Regions from separate parts of the Homo sapiens genome. Here region 2 is linked to region 1. A link is a loop called in an ENCODE intact Hi-C map of the cell type or tissue named here. Cell type or tissue: PC-3. All regions are shown on one strand. Each heading gives the region's core, and the rest is flanking DNA. Links, peaks and the distances in the headings are about the cores only. Region 1 has its middle 130 kb from the start of TBX3. Region 2 overlaps TBX3-AS1 (TBX3 antisense RNA 1).

Region 1 (4,385 bases), core at 199-4,198:
CGCCTGTAATCCAAGCTACTTGGGAGGCTGAGGCAGGACAATCGCTTGAACCCCAGAGGCAGAGGTTGAGGTTGCAGTGAGCTGAGATCACGCCATTGCACTCCAACCTGGGCAACAGAGCGACACACTGTCTCAAAAAAAAAAAAAAAAAAGAATGGCGATCATTAAAAAGTCAGGAAACAACAGGAGCTGGAGAGGATGTGGAGGAAATAGGAACACTTTTACACTGTTAGTGGGACTGTAAACTAGTTCAACCATTGTGGAAGACAGTATGGCGATTCCTCAAGGATCTAGAACTAGAAATATCATTTGACCCAGCCATCCCATTACTGGGTATATACCCAAAGGATTATGAATCATGCTGCTATAAAGACACATGCACACCTATGTTTATTGCGGCACTATTCACAATAGCAAAGACTTGGAACCAACCCAAGTGTCCATCAATGATAGACTGGATTAAGAAAATGTGGCACATATACACCATGGAATATTATGCAGCCATAAAAAATGATGAGTTCATGTCCTTTGTAGGGACATGGATGAAGCTGAAAACCATCATTCTGAGCAAACTATCACAAGGACAGAAAACCAAACACCACACGTTCTCACTCATAGGTGGGAATTGAACAATGAAAACACTTGGACACAGGGTGGAAAACATCACACACCGGGGCCTGTTGTGGGGTGGGGGAAGAGGGGAGGGATAGCATTAGGAGATATACCTGATGTAAATGACGAGTTAATGGGTGCAGCACACCAACATGGCACATGTATACATATGTAACAAACCTGCATGTTGTGCACAAGTACACTAGAACTTAAAGTATATATATAAAAAAAAAGAAATTAGCCTTGTCGGTCGGGCGCAGTGGCTCAAGCCTGTAATCCCAGCACTTTGAGAGGCCGAGGTAGGCAGATCACGAGGCCAGGAGATTGAGACCATCCTGGCTAACATGGTGAAACCCTGTCTCTACTAAAAATAAAAAAAAATTAGCTGGGTGTGGTCGCGGGCACCTGTAGTCCCAGCTACTCAGGAGGCTGAGGTAGGGGAATGGCGTGAACCTGGGAGGCGGAGCTTGCAGTGAGCTGAGATCACGCCACTGCACTCCAGCCTGGGAGACAGATCGAGACTCTGTCTCAAAAAAAAGAAAGAAAAAAAGAAATTAGTCTTGCCTGGGTGTAGCAGGAGGCTGAAAAAATTTAAAAAAATTAGCCAGATTGGTGGTATGCATCTGTAGTCCCAGCTACTTGGGAGGCTGAGATGGGAGGATCTCTTGAGTCTAGGCGTTTGAGGTTATAGTGAGCTGTGATCATGTCACTGCACTCTAGCCTGCTCAACAGAGTGAGAGCCTGTCTCAAAAAAGAAAAGGAAGGAAGGGACCGGGTGCAGTGGCTCACGCCTGTAATCCCAACATTTTGGGAGGCAGAGGTGGGAAGATCACGAGGTCAAGGGCTCAAGATCAGCCTGGCCAACATGGTGAAACCTCGTCTCTACTAAGAATACAAAAATTAGCTGAGCATAGTGGTGGGCACCTGTAATCCCAGCTACTTGGGAGGCTGAGGCAGGAGAATTGTTTGAACTCGGGAGGTGGGGGTTGAAGTGAGTTGAGATCACACCACTGCATTCCAGCCTGGGCTACAGAGCAAGACTCTGTGTCAGAAAAAGAAAAAAAAAGAAAAGAAAAGAAAAGGGAGGGAAGGAAGGAGGGAAAGAGGGAAAGAAAGAGAAAGAAAGAGAAAGAAAGAAAGAAAGAAAAAAGGAAGAGAACAAAAGAAAGAGAAAATTGGTTTCAATGCGTGTGCTGACTTGTGGCTATAACCTCAGATACTTGGGAGGCTGAGGTGGGAGGATGGCCTGAAGGCAAAAGTTGGAGGCTGCAGTGAGCTGGGACCACACCACTGCACTCCAATCTGGGCGACAGGGTAAAAGCGTATCTCAAAAAAAAAGAAGAAAAAAAAAAAAAAAAAGCAAGTTAGTCTCTGTGTGCCAGGACAGGACAGCTCAACCATTAAAAGTGTGGTGTTCCTGAGTATCTGAGACAGGCTACACAGAAGATCAACATTGGAAATCTCCAAGAGATCAACTTGAGTGCAACTCCCTCATTTCACAAAAAGAGGCTCAAAGAAGGATGGAATCTGCTCAAACACACACAGCTCGTTTGTTTGGATTCGCCTGGGCTCATGCTCTCAGAGCTCGTAAGAAAATTACTCAGGCCTTCAAACGCACCCGTCGAGGAAGGGAAGAAACTAGATCAGGCAGAAACTAGAAAGGATGTTTTTCGGACCCCCAAAGGCAGGCTGAGCCTATGACTCAGGAGGCATTTCGGGAACAGAGAGCTGGAAAAAAGAAGGGAGGGTCCCTGAAGGCCGGGGTGATGGAAGATAAGAAATTCGGATTTCAATCTCCCTACTTCCTCTGCTTCCTCAGACCCAGGCTGTATATAAACTGTATGCAAATGTGTTTACTTTACATTTTATTTCAATCGGAGTCACTCAGCTGTCGGGAGCTATGTCAACATGTCAGTCTGGTTGAGCAAACAAGCATTTTGAGTGGAAATATTTCAGATAAACAGACACAATGTTATGACATATCAAAACTCCCCAAACATGGAAAGAGGGTGGGGATGGTGGAGGAGAAGGGGGTGAAAAGCCGCAGAAAGGAGATCTATTTACCCTGGCACATGCGCTGTGTGGTCAGCTGAAAACAAAACAGGTTTTTTATTACTCGTGTGGTGTAGGGGGGAAGTTTCCCTTCTCTGTGGCGTTAATGCATCTTGTCAGCTGAAGAGAAGGCCTGCTTGGCGGGTTACCATGAACATTTCTCTTTGGTGTTCCTGCTGATTCTGCAGGAGGGAATCAGGCAAGAAAAGAAAAGAAAAACCCACCCGGATTAACTTAATTAGCGATGGGGAGGCCAGTTGCTTGGCGAAGTCCAACAACTTGTTTGAGGGTTGCCCTTGTTTTCGCTCCTTACTCGGGCTCTTTACAAACTGCCTTAAGGGGAGACACAAAGCAATGCCCTTGTTTGCGATCAGGGGTGGGGACGGGGGGTGTGCATGGCGGGGGGTGGGGTCGGGGCTGGGGGGGACCATGCGGACATTAGGCTACTCTCCTGCATGATGTATGTTTGTAAATTTCATCTTGGGAGTAGGTAATAAGGTTGCTTGGGTTCAATAACCAGAGGTATAAAAATGTATTTGGAGGAAAGTCTGTCTTCCTTCCTTCCTTCCTTTTTTTCTTTCCTTTCTTTCTCTCTTTCTTTCTTTCTTTTTCTTTCTTTCTTTCTTTTTTTCTTCCTTCCTTCCTTCCTTCCTTCCTTCCTTCCTTCCTTCCTTCCTTTTCTTTCTTTCTTCCTTTCCCTCCCTCCCTCCCTTCTTTCTTTTTTCTTTCTTTCCTTCCTTCCTTCCTTCTTTTTCTTTCTTTCTTTTTTTTTTCAGGTCATGCTCAGTTGCCCCCAGGCTGGAGTGCAGTGATGCAATTACAGCTCCCTGCAGCCTCGAACTCCCAGGCTCAAGCCATCCTCCCACCTCATCCTCCTGAGTAGCTGGGACTGTAGCTTACCACCACCCCCAGCTCATTTTAAAATTTTTGGAAGAGATGAGGTCTCGCTATGTTGCCCACAGGCTGGTCTCGAGCTCCTGGCCTCAAGTGATCCTCCTGCCTCGGCCTCCCAAAGCTTTAGGATTATAGGCATGAGCCACTGAGCCTGGTCTAAAGGAATGTTTTCTTCTCTTTCTTCATCTACTCATGTTTTCATCCCTCATCCCCAAACGTACATATACCCAGATTATATTTTGTTGGGTGACATTTCTTTTTAGTCCCCAAGCCATAGTCTGATGGGCTATGTCTAAAAGAAAATTCACCTTTTCTTTAAAATAATACACTGCTTATCCACACCTACAAGGTGCCGCCTTCTGTGGACATCCATTTTGATCATTCTCAAAGTTTGGAATTATTCACCTCCTGTTGGAGGCAGGAGCCTGAGGCCCAGAGGTGCAGGGGCACACCCATAGCCATACAGCTGGCCAGAGACAGAGCCAGAACTCAAACTCAGATCTGTCCAGCTCCAACGTCTACATTCTTCCAGCTCCACCAAATTCTTGGTTGAGCTTGCCGGGGAGAAACTGTGTAGCAAGGTAACTTTTGGAGGATTTGAGAGCCTCCAGCCAGCCCAGCTAGGCCAAACTTGTCCACTCCTGAAATGAAGTTGCCCAGAAAAAGAACTGCCTGCCTGTCCAAATGCTGGACTCAGCAGCTGCCTAGGGGATGCGCTCAAAAGATGTTGGCAAGTCCCCCACCGTCCAAAAATGTCTCCCCCTGCCACCTGTCACATGGCCTCAAATTCCACCCTCAGAAAGGTATGCCCCTGGGCTTCAATTTAA
Region 2 (4,385 bases), core at 151-4,150, 120 kb before region 1:
ACAATGTGACTGTATTTTGAGTTGGGATGTGTCCCTCCCAAATCAATCATCCCGGCTCCAAATAATACAAACAAATTCTACATATTTTAAAATGTCCCAAGTCTTGTATGATATCCAGGGACCGATTAGTGCCGACTGGAGAGACTATTCCCTCTCCCATTCCGAATAAAGGGTTAGGTGAAGGTTGTGGCCCGAGAGATCCCAGAAGCCCTTAAAAGTCTTTAGCTTGGGGTTTGAATAATGAGGGCTAGATAAGTTTGTTTTCTCTTCCTTTCAAAAATTTTTTTATTTTAGAGGAAGGGGAATGAGGAAGGCGCACGCGCGCGCTCACACACACACACACACACACACACACACGCAGAAAGAGAGAAAATGTTTGGAATTGTGAAAGTGCCTTTCCTAGTAGTTGCTTTTACTGGCGCCCGGGCCTCAATTCATTTCATCTCTGAACCAGATACTAAAAATCCTCCAGGCGAGTGGAGAGGACCGGCCTTCCTGGATCGGGAACCTGCCCTCTGTCTTCCCTCGCAGCGCCCTTTCCTCCTTTCGCTTGGGAAAGGAAGATTTCGAGCCCCAGGAAGGAGTTGGGAGTGAGCGACAGCCCAGAGCGTCCCATAAGGTCCTTTTGGCCATGTTTCTGCCCCGGGGGGCTTCACCTAGATCCCCCACCCCACCCCTTACCCCTGTTGCAAATACGTAAGCTGGACGCGCCTCGGTGCGGATCCAGGCCTCGCTGAGCACGGAACCGGAGAAGCAGCTCACGGCCTCGGATTCTACTCTCACCCAAGGGTGGAAGGGGGTGACAGGGCTCGGATCTTGCCCCAAACGCTGCACAGGCCCGCAGGAGAGCAAAGAGGTCTCGGACAGGCTGTCCTTCCCCAGCTCTCGGTCGCGACAAGGTCCCGACAGGCCCGGGAACCGGCGAACCGCCTGCAGGTAACCCTGCGCTGGGTACCTGCCTTCCCTCTCCAGCTACCGGGGCGGGGCGCGGCGCGGCGCGGCGCGGCGCGGCGGGCTGCCCGGGTGGGGGATGAAGAAAGCACGGCGGACCCAGGGCAGCGAAGCGCAGGTCTTTTTCCTTTTGAGAACTAAGATCAAGATTGCAGGGATTCAGTTAGAAGCCGCTCACCTACCTCCACCTCCCACCCTACCCTGTCCGATTTGTCTTTTGCTGCCGCATTGATTGCTACCTTCCCCCCTCCCTTCGCTTGCAAAGGACACATCGGGAGTGGACGGTAAAGACCTTGCGGGGAGCCGTGGGGGGCGGGGAGGAGTAACCAAAAATGAAAGAGAAATGTAGGACTCTCTGTCTCCCAAAGTGGTGGAAAAGCAATTGCAAGGAGATGGCTCTCGGGAGAATAACAGGCTCAGAGAGAACGCAGCCGAGCGGGGGAATCTTCGTGCGCGAAGCCGGGAGGGTTGCGGGGAGGGAGAGTTCTCCTCTCCCACCGCTGGGGTGTGTTTTTACATGTTTTCTTAGCAGCAAGTTTTATAAACAGGTCAACCCTACGCTGCCAGCCCAGGGAGTTGGAGCCTGTCTCCGGCTTCTAGTGCCGACACCCCTCTTTCCCATTCACCCCTTGCAAGCCAAACGCGCAGAGTTGGGAGGGAGGGGAAACTTCCTTCCACTTCTGATGTGGGGGGGACATTTGCTTTTGAAAGGCTTTCCTTGTCTTCAGACGGTAAAATACGAGTTCTCCACATGTCTGAGTCTGGTACCTCAAGCATGGATGGATGGGGAAGTGGGGGGCGCTGCTCTAATGACCTCTGCGCTGGATGGGGGTGGAGTGGGGGATTCTCTCTTTTCAGCCTGGCCCTGCTGGGGTGCCGAGGGGCATTATTAAACCCAGACGCTCAGGCCAGGAGTTGGGGCCATGCGGAAAAGATTTACAGTTAAGCCAATTGGGGCCGAATACAGCCATCCAAAGTTTGCAGGTGTAAATAGTGCCTCGAATTATTGTTTTCTTCCTTTCCAAGCAACTTCATTGCCCGACCCCCACCCCCCACCCTTTCCCCACTTCCTGGGACTCTAATTCTTTTGAGAACAGGGAGAGGAGGAAGGACGGTATGGCACAGTTGGGATTTTTCTATCAGAGAAGTTAAAATACGATGTTGCATTCACTTTTATGTGTGCGTATTAATGCAGTGAATACAACCAGGACAGGCTCCTTCATCGCATGTCTCCATCTAGAATTTGAGAATTGTTGGAGTCAGTGAAAGACCTTTTGACTTCGACGTATGATTTTTTTTTAAGGGAGTGGAGCAGACTTCTGTAAAACAGGGATATTGCAGTTGAATTATGAAGTTTCTGAGTTGGGGAGATTGGGTGAGGCAGGAGTAAAATGCAAAAGAAATCCCCTCTGGTAGGGATACAAGAAGATTGCTATAGATGGAATCTGAAGGGGAGGTGAGGCTGGCTTGCTAGGAAGAACAGAGTCACAGACCTTTCTAGTGCTTCAGTTTAGATCTTCCTAACGTTTAGAGAGCTTACTGAGTCGTGTATAGGTCCAACCTTAAGCCCATCTCCCACTGCGTTATTTAAATGTCAAAGAATATGCATGTGTATTTCTAAACTGTTCTTTGTGGGTACCAGTGTGTATATGGACATTACAAGTAGCCCAGAATATAACATTAAATCTCAGATTTTAGAAATGCATCACAATCACACCCCATGGGCAGACTCCTGTTTCATCAATATAGACGGAACTAAATTTGTTTTGCAGCTACACAGTTACTCCTTTTCTCTTGCAGCAATAAAATCTGTCTGTTACAAATTACCAGGGAATTGGAGAATATACTCCCCACCCCCCACACACACACCACAACTGTTGTTCGGTGTTTTTAGTCTCCCACTAACCCACTCAATAATAGATATAATATGTGTGTACACAGGCACTTTTCCAAAAAATTAGCGATAACATTCTGGGCACATGAAGAGGGCGTTTTTCTCTCTTTCCATTTAGGATTTGTTGCAGACTAAGTTGCTACTCAGGAGACCCATTACCAGGGGGATTGGCACCCATGGGGCCTCAGGGAAGAAGCTGAACAGCCTGTATTGCATGCAAAGACAGGAAGTTAAGGCGCCTGATTCCAGTCAGAATAAGGGCATAGGTGTAGAATTAGTAAGACAGGACTTAACATGTCCACGGAGCTGCAAGCGTCACCCAGCCCAGGATGAACCCCTCAGCTGCCACAGGAAAGTTTCCAGGCAGTGGTAGTAAAAACACTTTTTCTCTCTCTCTTTAAAAAACTTCCCAGTCCAGTGCACATGTTGCGCATAAATAAAAGTGGCTAATTGAACACTAGGTGAATCTGAATCAGTCTGAAGCAGAGAAGGAAGTACAGGACCCAGGCTGGAGATGGAGGTGCCCCAATTTGCAGGGGTAGAGAAGGAGTGGATTGCTTCCCACTTGGAAACCTCTGCTCTTCGCTTCTGGAGAGGCTCATCGGGAACCCCTGCAGAAGGTGCCCTTGCAGTCTCCACTGGATGGCCCTTAGGGAAGACTTGGCTGGTGGACAGTGTCCTCTGTGTGCCCCAGAGGGCCTGGCCAACTGGTTGGGTTGGGATGAGGCCTCGGTTTTGAGCCTCTGCGGTGGCAATTCCAGATATACCAGGAGGCCGAAACTGCTCCTGGAGGCTGGGGCAGGAGAGGGCCACCTGGAATCTGCCAAATGTGGGAGCTGGCGCAAGAGAAGTTAGGTGCAAGCCAGGAAGTGGGGGAAGAGGGTTCTCAGTGCAAACTAGCATCTCATTTCTAAAGCTCTGCCTGCACTGCATTAACTTCTGTTTACCGGGAAAGGTGTTGAGTGAGTGTGAGTGTGTGTGTATGTGTGTGTGTGTTTTGCGGGAGAGTGGTCTGGAAAGGACCACAGCCAGACAAGTGTGGAGATCTGCAAAGGGTACATGGTTTTAGGAACCTCAGGGCCCCACATCCCTTTTTGCAAAGGCCAATCTGGTGCCTGCCCAGCCCTGGTCCACTCGTTAGAAATTGGAGTGGCTGACCTTACCCCGGAACCAATCTGAATTGTATCTGGAATTGGAAACACAGGACTGTGTTCTAATCTAATCTAATCTCATGGGCATAGGACCTCTTAGAGGACTGCTCAGTCCATTGTATTACTGGCTTCAGTAGTCATTTGAAAGATTCTCTGTCAAGGCGATTAAGACCTCAGCTGAGAGTGGAGCTGTGGGCTACAATATTAGGAAGAATAAATTCATCCAACACTTATTGAGCTCCTATTGTGTACCAAGCAATGCCCTCACCTTTATGATCTTGTCAAAAGTTAAAGAGCTAGGCAGCAAAGAAAAAAGACTACTAACTATAGCCAAATAAAGTTAATAGGCTACACGGTCTGTGCAGGAGTGTCTAAAATTAGGTTTCCTA

The links. A loop is a pair of places that touch in the nucleus more often than their neighbours do. Peaks named below come from ENCODE experiments on the same cell type or tissue, not always from the same donor. Only the 100,000 strongest peaks of a DNase experiment are listed, where the experiment ranks them.
Region 2: a loop joins it to region 1, with 5 times the contacts of the local background. A loop is called at or near these places in 5 of 110 quality-filtered maps.

The regions. Positions count from the first base shown.
Region 1 is chr12:114,810,842-114,815,226 of GRCh38, forward strand. No RefSeq gene overlaps it. Among named protein-coding and RNA genes, the nearest start is that of TBX3, 130 kb to the left of the region's middle. In PC-3, for the core only: no CTCF peak of the experiment used is centred there; a DNase peak (open chromatin) is centred at 2,610; H3K4me3 peaks cover 1,200 bases; H3K27ac peaks cover 1,328 bases.
Region 2 is chr12:114,691,509-114,695,893 of GRCh38, forward strand. All of the region lies in intron 1 of TBX3-AS1 (TBX3 antisense RNA 1), which reads left to right. Among named protein-coding and RNA genes, the nearest start is that of TBX3, 9.5 kb to the left of the region's middle. RefSeq lists an enhancer at 1,336-1,630. In PC-3, for the core only: a CTCF peak has its summit at 1,674; a DNase peak (open chromatin) is centred at 1,373; H3K4me3 peaks cover 2,409 bases; H3K27ac peaks cover 1,604 bases.